Regions from separate parts of the Homo sapiens genome. Here region 1 is linked to region 2. Evidence: read pairs that join two places in POLR2A ChIA-PET (ENCODE). Cell type or tissue: OCI-LY7. All regions are shown on one strand. Each heading gives the region's core, and the rest is flanking DNA. Links, peaks and the distances in the headings are about the cores only.

Evidence for each region. Peaks named below come from ENCODE experiments on the same cell type or tissue, not always from the same donor. Only the 100,000 strongest peaks of a DNase experiment are listed, where the experiment ranks them.
Region 1: POLR2A ChIA-PET joins it to region 2 with 5 read pairs; 5 of 35 experiments call an interaction of 5 or more read pairs at or near these places.

Annotation. Positions count from the first base shown.
Region 1 is chr17:75,117,977-75,123,353 of GRCh38, forward strand. All of the region lies in intron 2 of ARMC7 (armadillo repeat containing 7), which reads left to right. Among named protein-coding and RNA genes, the nearest start is that of ARMC7, 11 kb to the left of the region's middle. In OCI-LY7, for the core only: no CTCF peak of the experiment used is centred there; no DNase peak of the experiment used is centred there.
Region 2 is chr17:75,334,186-75,339,562 of GRCh38, forward strand. The region is part of intron 2 of GRB2 (growth factor receptor bound protein 2); the gene reads right to left. It also overlaps the pseudogene RPL36AP7. Among named protein-coding and RNA genes, the nearest start is that of SLC25A19, 47 kb to the left of the region's middle. RefSeq lists enhancers at 3,178-3,287, 4,745-4,914. In OCI-LY7, for the core only: no CTCF peak of the experiment used is centred there; DNase peaks (open chromatin) are centred at 3,066, 4,411 and 4,816; H3K4me3 peaks cover 2,850 bases; H3K27ac peaks cover 4,122 bases.

The DNA of each region.
Region 1 (5,377 bases), core at 223-5,222, 220 kb before region 2:
TGGGTGTGGTGGCAGGAGCCTGTAATCCCAGCTACTCTGGAAGCTGAGGCAGGAGAATCGCTTGAACCCAGGAGGCAGGCAGAGGTTACAGTGAGCCAAGATCGTGCCACTGCACTCCAGCATGGGCGACAAAGCAAGACTGTCTCAAAAAAAAAAAAAAAACAAAGTTATCTTTAGTTTCTATGGGGAAACCAGACATCCCCTGATTCTGACTTCCTTGGCTATTGTTTTAAGCTAACTATTACCTTCTTGCTTATCGAGTTGCTCACTTGCTTCTCAGGGCTAGCTAGGTGCCTGGAATTTCATGAAGGGACTCAAGATTTTCCTTTATTTCCATGCTTGGGGGCCTGCAGGCCCCTAGAGAAGCCCCTGCTCTCTCTCCATGTCAGCCAGGGCTTCAGTCTGGCCTCAAGTGTTCCCATCAGCGGTGGCAGTGGAACTACAGTGGCAGCAACCACTTGCCAACAGGGGCCTGGCCTCACTCACCGTCGTCTCTGTGTGGCGGTCTCTTTCTCCTGTGGCTTCCTCTCAGTTGCCCGCCGTCGGCACCGCCACAGCCATGAGGAAGGATCCGGCTACAGCGACCGCGGAGAACACGCACGGGTTTTCAAGTCTCTGGCCTCTTTTGTGGCCTCTTGTGGATCTGCCCATTTAGAGCAATTGTAGAACTAGTTTATTGACCCTTTCTGTGCTTCTGGCTGCCTTTTCTGCCCAGGGTCCAGGGCTCCTGTTTGGGTGCTGTTGGGATAAAAGCTGCCTCTCCTGGATGCCCGCCCAGTGCACACCATGTGCTCGCCACACGCCCACCTGAACCAGCCTGTCCACAAGGCCTCTGAATCGGTCATGAACGGCAAGGCCGATGGTTCTAACCCCTTTGTACATATCGGGAACCCCCACCACCAAGTGAGGGCAAGTCCACTGCCTGGGGCTCCCGCTGTTAGTGATAACTGGAGCCAGGACTTCGCCCCTGTCATCCAGGATCCAAATTCTGTGCCCTGGGAACCCAGCTGGCACCAGGCTCAGACTCTAGTCCCTTGTTCTGGCCTCAAACTCCTGGGCTCAAGTGATCCTCCGACCCCAGCCTCCCAAAGTGCTAGGATTACAGGCATGAGCCACTGCACCCAGCCCCAGTGGCAGTTCCTCTATGACACTGGTACACTGGACTGTACACTGGTACACTGGTACACTGGACTGGTACACTGGACTATTCACAGGGGATTATTTGTTCTTGGGTTTTCCTTCAGTGTCTTGAAAATGGCTCCTTCAATTTCAAGTCTGAAGGACAGACAGTACATAGAGTAAGCTACCCTTTGTGTGAGAAGGCAGGGTGGAGATGAACACACCTCTGTGTATGCACTCACGCTGGCAAGACACAAAAGTGTAATAAGGAAATGGGTTAGTACGAGGCAGGGAACAAGGTAGAAGGGACCAGAATGGTGGTGAGACTTCTGAAAATACCCTGTGATACAGTTTTTTCTTTTTTTTTTTTTGAGACGGAGTTTCGCTCTGTCGCCCAGGCTGGAGTGCAGTGGCGCGATCTCGACTCACTGCAAGCTCCGCCTCCCGGGTTCACGCCATTCTCCTGCCTCAGCCTTCCCAGCAGCTGGGACTACAGGCACCCGCTACCACGCCCAGCTAATTTTTTTTGTATTTTTTTTTTTTTTTAGTAGAGACAGGGTTTCACCGTGTTAGCCAGGATGGTCTCGATTTCCTGACCTTGTGATCCGCCTGCCTCGGCCCTCTCAAAGTGCTAGGATTACAGGCGTGAGCCACCACGCCCAGCCTGCTGTGAAGACTTTGACCCTGGGCTGCTTCAGCTCAGCATGGGCGAGTCCCCAGATGTAGCTGTATTTTGAGCTGCCCTTGCCGAGGGCCTGCCCAGCCACCAGGTGCCAGGTGCCAGCTAAGCACTTGTCAGAAGCATCACCTCGTTTTGTTTTGTTTTTGAGATGGAGTCTCGCCCTGTTGACCAGGCTGGAGTGCAGTGGCATGATCTGGGCTCATTGCAACCTCCGCCTCCCAAGTTCAAGCCATTCTCCTGCCTCAGCCTCCCAAGTAGCTGGGACTACAGGTGAGTGCCACCATGCCCAGCTAATTTTTGTATTTTTAGTAGAGATGGAGTTTTGCCATGTTGGCCAGGGTGGTCTTGAACTCCTGACCTCAGGTGATCCACCCTCGGCCTCCCAAAGTGCTGGGATTACAGGCATGAGCCCCCACGCCCGGCCAGCATCACCTCATTTAATCCCTGGGACCATCCTTCAACCTTCCCTTCATGGTCCAGGTTGTCCCTCCCTGCACCAGTGCCCAACATGGCGTGTGAGCTGAGGTCACCCACCTGACCTCCCTGAGTCTCCGGCTTTCTCATCTTGCTTTCATGTGGGGTTTCCTCTTTTGCCTCTCCAGGGTTCTCGTGTAGAGTTCCTGTGTGTCCTGATGTCTGGAAGGCCCTGCCCTTGCTTCTTGTTTTCTCTCTGTCTTGTGCAGAGCATGTTCATCAGGAAGTCGGAACTTGTTCTCCTTTCTGTTTTATAACGATTTTTAAGACTGCAGTATGGTGGCTGGGCACGGTGGCTCAGGCCTGTAATCCCAGCACTTTGGGAGGCCGAGGCGGGCGGATCACGAGGTCAGGAGATCAAGACCATCCTGGCTAATACGGTGAAACCCCATCTCTACTAAAAATACAAAAAATTAGCTGGGCATGGTGGCGGGCACCTGTAGTCCCAGCTACTCAGGAGGCTGAGGCAGGAGAATCACTTGAACCTGGGAGGCGGAGATTGCAGTGAGCTGAGATCGCACCACTGCACTCCAGCCTGGGCGACAGAGCAAGACTCGGTCTCAAAAAAAAAAAAAAAAAAAAAGATTGCAGTATGATCAACAGAATAAAATGCACATATCTTAAGTGTCAGTTTGGTGAATTTTGAAATTCATTGAGCTATGTGTACATCCATGTAAGCAGCTCCTAAACCAAGACGTAGAAACTCCCTTCACACCCACGCTGGGTCAGTATCTCCCACTCCAAGGCAACCACTATTCTAACCTCTATCCTGTGGATTTGCTTTGCCTGTTCTTGAACTTCATACAAACAGAACCATGCAGGATCTACTCTCGTATCTGATTTCTTTCACTCAACATTATGTTTTTCAGATTCATCCAAATTATTGCAGTATCATCCATTCCTTTGGATGTGCCACAATTTGTTCATGCATCTGCCTGTAGACGGAGATTTGAATTGTTTCTAGTTTAGAAGCTTTATGAATGAAGCTGTTAGGATCATGTTCATACAAATATGTACTCATTTCTCTCACCTAGGAGTGGAGTTGCTCAGTCCTAGGGTAGATGTGCGTTTAACGTCATGAGAAGCTGCCAAATCACTTTCCACGTAGTTACACCAGGTTATGCTATATGCTCCACTTCCTTGCCAACACTTAGTATTGGCCTTTTTTTGTTTGTTTTTGAGATGGAGTCTCGCTCTGTCGCCTACGCTGGAGCACAGTTGGCACAATCTCGTCTTGCTGCAACCTCCGCCTCCTGGGTTCAAGCAATTCTCCCACCTCAGCCTCCGGAGTAGCTGAGGTTGCATGTGTAGGCCACCATGCCTAGCTAATTTTTGTATTTTTAGTAGAGACAGGTTTTCGCCATGTTGGCCAGGCTGGTCTGGAACTCCTGACCTCAAGTGATCCACCCTCCTCGGCCTCCCAAAGTGCTGGGATTACAGGTGTGAGCCACTGCACGCAGCAGCAGTGTTTTTTATTTTTGCTATTATGTTGAGTGTGTAGTGGCATGTTCTTGTGGTTATACTTTTTATTTCTCTGATACGTAATGAGCACAGTTCCATATGTTTTGGCCCTTTTGCAAAGAAGACTTTGTTTAAGTCTTTTTGCTCATTTTCAAAATTGGGTTGTTCATCTTTTATTGATATGCAGGAGTTCTTGATGTGTTCTGGATACCAGCGTTCTGTCAGATGGATAGTCAGTGAATGTTTTCTCCTTTTGCCTTTTTACTGTGTTAATGGTGTCGTTTGATGAGTTATTCTCCTATCTCAGTGAAATTCAGCTTTTAAAAAAGAATAACATCTGGCCAGGTGTGGTGGCTCACGCCTATAATCCCAGCACTTTGGGAGGGCGAGGCAGGTGGATCACAGGGTCAGGAGTTCAAGATAAGCCAGGCCAAGATGGTGAAACCCCATCTCTACTAAAAATACAAAAGGAAATTAGTCGGGCATGTTGACGGGCGCCTGTAATCCCAGCTACTCGGGAGGCTGAGGCAGAGAACCCCGGAGGTGGAGGATGCAGTGAGCCGAGATTGCGCCACTGCACTCCAGCCTGGGCGACAGAGCAAAACTCCGTCTCAAAACAAAAACAAAAAAGAATAATATCTTTTAAAATTATTATTATTATTATTTTTGACGGGGTTTCACTCTTGTTGCCCAGGCTGGAGTGCAGTGGAGTGATCTCGGCTCACCGCAACCTCCGCCTCCTGGGTTCAAGCGATTCTCCTGCCTCAGCTTCTCGAGTAGCTGGGACTACGGGCGTGTGCCACCACGCCCAGCTAATTTTTTGTATTTTTAGTAGAGATGGGGTTTCACCATGTTGGCAAGGCTAGTCTTGAACTCCTGACCTCAGGTGATCCTCCTGCCTCACCACCCAAAGTGCTGGGATTACAGGAGTGAGCCACTGTGCCTGGCCCTGGCTTTTTTAATTTTTAAAAGAATATCTGTAGAGATAACGTTTTCCTATTTATTAAACACCTGCTAATGCGAGGCTGCTGATAGAGAATGAGACAAGGCAGAGTCCCCATTCTCACGGAGTTTATAGTTTAGTGGAGCAACAGCCAATATTTTGACAAATAACTACTGTAATGTCAGTAAGTGTGAAGGAAAGAAGCAAAGCCTGGTGAGGGGGGCGTGGTGGGGGGGCAGGTTAGGTGCTCACAGAAAGCTCTTAGAGGAGGTGGCGTCTTAGCGGGCCTATCTTATTGTATGTACAATCTGGTGTCCTTCTTCCCTCCTTCATCTTAAATTACAGGCATTTTCTAACATGAATTATTCTTTGGACACTTTTTTTTTTTTTTTTTAATTTTTGAGGTGAAGTCTCACTCTGTCGCCCAAGCTGGATTGCAGTGGCACGATCTCAGCTCACTGCAACCTCCACCTCCTGAGTTCAAGCAATTCTCTTGCCTCAGCCTCCCAAGTAGCTGGGACTACAGGGACACACCATCAGGCCCAGCTAATTTTTTTTTTTTTTTTTTTTACTTAGTAGAGACGGGGTTTCACTATGTTGGCTAGGCTGATCTTGAACTCCTGACCTTGTGATCCACCCGCCTCGGCCTCCCAAAGTGCTGGGATGACAGGCATGAGCCACCACACCTGGCCTTTGAA
Region 2 (5,377 bases), core at 72-5,071:
TTTGAGACAGAGTCTCGCTCTGTCGCCCAGGCTGGAGTGCAGTGGCGCGATCTCGGCTCACTGCAAGCTCTGCCTCCCGGGTTCACGCCATTCTCTTGCCTCAGCCTCCCGAGTGGCTGGGACTACAGGCGCCTGCCACCACGCCCGGCTAATTTTTTGTATTTTTTAGTAGAGACGGGGTTTCACCATGTTAGCCAGGATGGTCTCGATCTCCTGACCTTGTGATCCACCCGACTCGGCCTCCCAAAGTGCTGGGATTACAGGCACGAGCCACCGTGCCCAGCCGATTTATTTATTTTGCCCAGGCTAGTCTTGAACTCCTGGACTCAAGGGATTCTCCTGCCTCAGCCTCCCAAAGTGCTGAGATTACAGGTGTGAGCCACCATGCCAGTCCTACCTATAAGTTTAATTTGTAAATTAGGCACAGTAAGAGATTAATGATGACTAGTAGTAAAATAGAAAAGTTTTAACAGGCCAGGTGTGCTGGCTCAAACCTGTAATCCTGGCAGTTTGGAAGGCTAAGGTGGGAAGACTGCTTTAGCCCAGGAGTTTAGGACCAGCCTGGGCAACATAGTGAGACCCTGTCTTTATATTTAAAAAGTGTAAAAGAAAAGTTATAACAATATACTGTAATAAAAATTTATGTGAATGTGTTATCTCTCAAAATATCTTTTTTTTTTTTTTTTGAGTCAGGGTCTTGCTCTGCTGCCCAGTCTGGAGTACAGTGACACCATCACGGCTCATGGCATCTCAACTTCCTGGGTTCAAGCTATCCTCCCATTTCAGCCTCCTGAGTACCTGGGACTATAGGCACTTGCCATGTTGCCCAGGCTGGTCTTGAACTCCTGCGCTCAAGTATCCTCCTGCCTCAGCTTACCTAAGTGTTGAGATTACAGGTGTGAGCCACTGCGATTGGCCAAAATATGTTATTTATATGTTGGATTGCAACTGGCCGCAGGTAAGGGGGGACTAGTATATACGGAGCAGAACAGAATCAGGTACAGCGTGAAAGCCACCCTATGAATTCTAGACTTACAACAAAAGGCAAAGGGCAGAAGGCATAAAGTTGGTAAAAGATAAAACAAAAATGTGAATACAACCCCAAAATGGTGGGCCCAGGAAAATGTTGGCTAGTACAGTGGTAATCTACACTGCATAACAAAGTTCTGAGAGGAAACTGGTAACATTCTTTACAAAATGATTTATTCAAGATGTTGAACAATGCTGTACTCGTAGCCAATCAGAAGCTGGATTGCTCTAAAGTGAGTGCTGTCTGTGTACTGCCATTCAAAGTGAGATGCAATAGAAAGGGTAGATAAGAATGACAGATGATCGACAACTAGCCAGGCTGCATTAATGACTACGCTTTCTTAACAGAGGGTATGCCCTGCAGAGCTTTGCAATGCTGGTGCTTATCTGCTATGCTTACCACACTCTGACTGCAGGTGCCAGACACTGGGTTTCAATGCTTAGGATAAGGTGATAAATCCTGAAAGAGCTAATAAATATGTGTAGCAAACTCTCAAAAAAAATTAGCTAGTGGTAAATCCCAGTGTATTCAAAGTTTCCAAGAGTCACATAAATATTGATAGAGTATTGATGAAAACTTTCTTCTAGTCATCATTTTGTTTCTCGTAAAAAAATCACATCAAAGACTGGAATGAGATAAAACAATATATGCAAGGTACACTCATAATTTTTAAGTCTTCATTTTAAAAACACTGCATTGTGCTGCAGCCAGCAATGGTGCTGTATTGATAGACAATTATAAAGCACACACCAAGGACAAGTTTGAGGAGGGAAAGTGCGCTTGAACCCTGCCGGGCCACCACCACCTGCCCCTGTACTGGCAGCACAGAAAACTCTGAATAGCCTTTGAGAAAAGGAGCTACTTTAAAAGTTATTTAAGGCCAGGATTCTGTTATCTACCAAAAATAAGGTCTAGAAGGAAAATGTGGTCTAATAATGACCTTATAAAGCATCATCCTATAGTAATAATAAAAACCCCACAGGCTTATAAACAATATTTATTATTTTATTTCAGAGACAGAGTCTACGTTGCTCAGGCTGGAGTAGCTGGGACTACAGGTGCGTGCACCCATACCAGCTATGAAGAGTTTTTGAAAATGTCTTAACTCCTGAAATGGTGAGGTGTGTCTACTTTTACTGTATACACTTGTTCTTGGAAGACAGAGAGTCAGACTGACAAAGAGCTGCTTGTAACCTATTTGTGCATCAAAACAGAACAAAGTAATCATTAGAAAGGGACACTTTTGATTTGTGACCAATAACTTTGCAGAAAAAGATAACTCTATTTACCTGCCAGGAGTTCATAGAGCTACACTCTCTTCTTGTCACCTTTACCAAGACAGAGGCAAATCCCTCTAAAAAGTGTCCCCTCCCCCAACAAACACAACTCCAGGGCAACTCCTAGATTTGACATCAACTTAGAACTATGGCTGTCTACAGAACAAAAATTATTACTTGGTGTTTAGTATGTTTTTCTCCCCCAGAAAGAAGGAAAATATGGAATTAATGCTTTTAAAAATGTAATTTTTTTTTTTGAGAGAGTCTTGCTCTGTTGCTCTGTCACCCAGGCTGCAGTGGAGTGGCATGATCTCGGCTCACTGCAACCTCCACTTCCCGGGTTCAAGTGATTCAAGTGCCTCGGCCTCCCAAGTAGCTGGGATTACAGGCATGCGCCACTATACCCAGCTGATTTTTGTACTTTTAGCAGACACGGGATTTCACCATGTTGGCTAGGCTGGTCTCATATTCCTGGCCTCAAGCAATCCACCTACCTTGGCCTCTCAAAGTGCTGGGATTATAGGCGTGAGCCATCATGCTGGCCAAAAATGTAACATTTGAGTACATGAATGGTTACGATTTTGGTTATCTGGAAAATTCTAGTATCCAGAATATCACGTTATCAGATAGCCCAGGTATTGCTGCACATACCTCTAAACCTCTTCACTCTAGAATTTCAGAAAAAGCTTGGTTCTGCCGGAGGCAAAACACAGGATGAACAATGCAGCTGCAACCCTGAGCCAGAGACCAGGCCTTTCAACCCAACTGCTCCACCTGCACTGGGAGCTTGCACACACAAGCCCTGAAACTGGAGTGATGTAATTAGATGCTTAAAAATTAAGTTTTATTCAAATGTTTAAGTATACAAAACAGCTACTGAAGTGTCGGGTTAAAAAAAAAAAAGAAAGAAAAAGAAAACAAAACAGCAAAGAACACAAATGAATGTTGAAGAGCTCGAGGTGGCAGAGACCAGAAGCATCTGAGGATGAGGCTGCACCTACAAAGATTGTTTCATTTGCTGTGGCTTTAGGTGAAAGCTCACATCCTTCACAAATAATTTTTATTTTATTACTGTTACTATTTTTTTTTTTTTTTTGAGATGGAGTCTCGCTCTGTCGCCCAGGCTGGAGTGCAGTGGCACAATCTCGGCTCACTGCAAGGTCCGCCTCCTAGGTTCAGGCCATTCTCCTGCCTCAGCCTCCCGAGTAGCTGGGACTACAGGCGTCTGCAACCACGCCCAGCTAATTTTTTATATTTTTAGTAGAGACGGGTTTCACTGTGTTAGCCAGGACGGTCTTGATCTGACCTCGTGATCCGCCTGCCTCGGCCTCCAAAAGTGCTGGGATTATAGGCGTGAGCCACTGCGCCCGGCCTACTATTACTACTACTACTACTACTACTACTACTACTATTATTATTATTATTATTATTATTATTATTATTATTATTATTTATTGAGACAGAGTCTCACTCTGTTGCCCAGGCTGGAGTGCAGTGGCACAATCTCGGCTCACTGCAACCTCCGCCTCCCAGGTTCAAGTGATTCTCTGCCTCAGCCTCTCGAGTAGCTGGGATTACAGGCACCCGCCACCACGCCTGGCTAATTTTTGTATTTTTAGCAGAGATGGGGTTTCACCATATTGGTCAGGCTGGTCTTGAACCTCTGACCTCAGGTGATTTGCCTGCCTTGGCCTCCTGAGTAGCTAGGATTACAGGCGCCTGTCACCATGCTCAGCTAATTTTTGTATTTTTCATAGAGACGGGGTTTCACCATGTTGGCCAGGCTGGTCTCGAACTCCTGGCCTCAGGTGATCTGCCCACCTTGGCCTCCCAAAGTGCTGGGATTACAGGCATGAGCCACCGTGCCCGGCCACAAATAATTTTTAAAGGCCTAGTCAGACTCCTGAGCATGAGCAAGCTGCTCCCATCACTGTGTCTTCACTTGCTTATTCACTCCCTCTGCACAAATCCACGGGTGAGCTCACAAAAAGTTTCCTTCAGCTTTAAAATCTCCAAGGAATGTTTTTAGCTATTACCCCACAGCTGCATTTTCTATTCCAACCCCCATATTCCCTCGAGTTATGACTTTGTAGCCACACGACACTTTGGTTTAACGGAAGCAGATTGATCAAGAGATGAGATTATAAGAGGAGGAAGAGACAAGTTTCAGTGAAGACAGTTCTTTTTGTTTTTTGGTTTTTTTTTGCAAAGAGACTGAAAATAATGTTAAGAGCCCAAATCAGGAAGAAATTTAAGAGATGAGGAATGAGGTGAGCTTTACACAGAAGAATTAAAAATATACAAGTCCTTTCTGTGCTGATAGCACTCACGCAAATGGTCAACTTTCCTAAAATTCACTGGACTTTCTCTAAGAAGTGTGGCAAGCATCAACCCCACAAAGTGACACAGTACAAGAAGGGAAAGGATTCTCTGTATGCCCAGGGAAAGCGGCGTTATGACAGGAAGCAGAGTGGCTATGGTGGGCAGACTAAGTCGATTTTCCGGAAAAAGGCTGAAACCACAAAGAAGACTGTGCTAAGGCTTGAGTGCGTTGAGCCCAACTGCAGATCTAAGAGAATGCTGGCTATTAAAAGATGCAAGCATTTTGAACTGGGAGGAGATAAGAAGAGAAAGGGCCAAGTGATCCAGTTCTAAGTGTCATCTTTTGTTTTATTATGAAGACAATAAAATCCTGAGTTTATGTTTTTTTTTTTTTTTTGAGACAGAGTCTTGCTCTGTTGCCCAGGCTGGAGTGCAGTGGCACGATCTCGGCTCACTGCAAGCTCCGCCTCCTGGGTTCACGCCATTCTCCTGCCTCAGCCTCCTGAGTAGCTGGGACTACAGGCGCCCGCCACCACGCCCGGCTATTTTTTTGTATTTTTAGTAGAGAGGGGGTTTCACTATGTTGGCCAGGATGGTCTCGATCACTTGACCCCCTGATCCACCCACCTCGGCCTCCCAAGAGTTTATGTTTACTTCAAAATATATATATATATGTACAAGTCAATGGAAGGGGACATGAAGGAACTCTAGAGGTGCTGTTTATCTCACATTTCCTGACCTGGGTGTG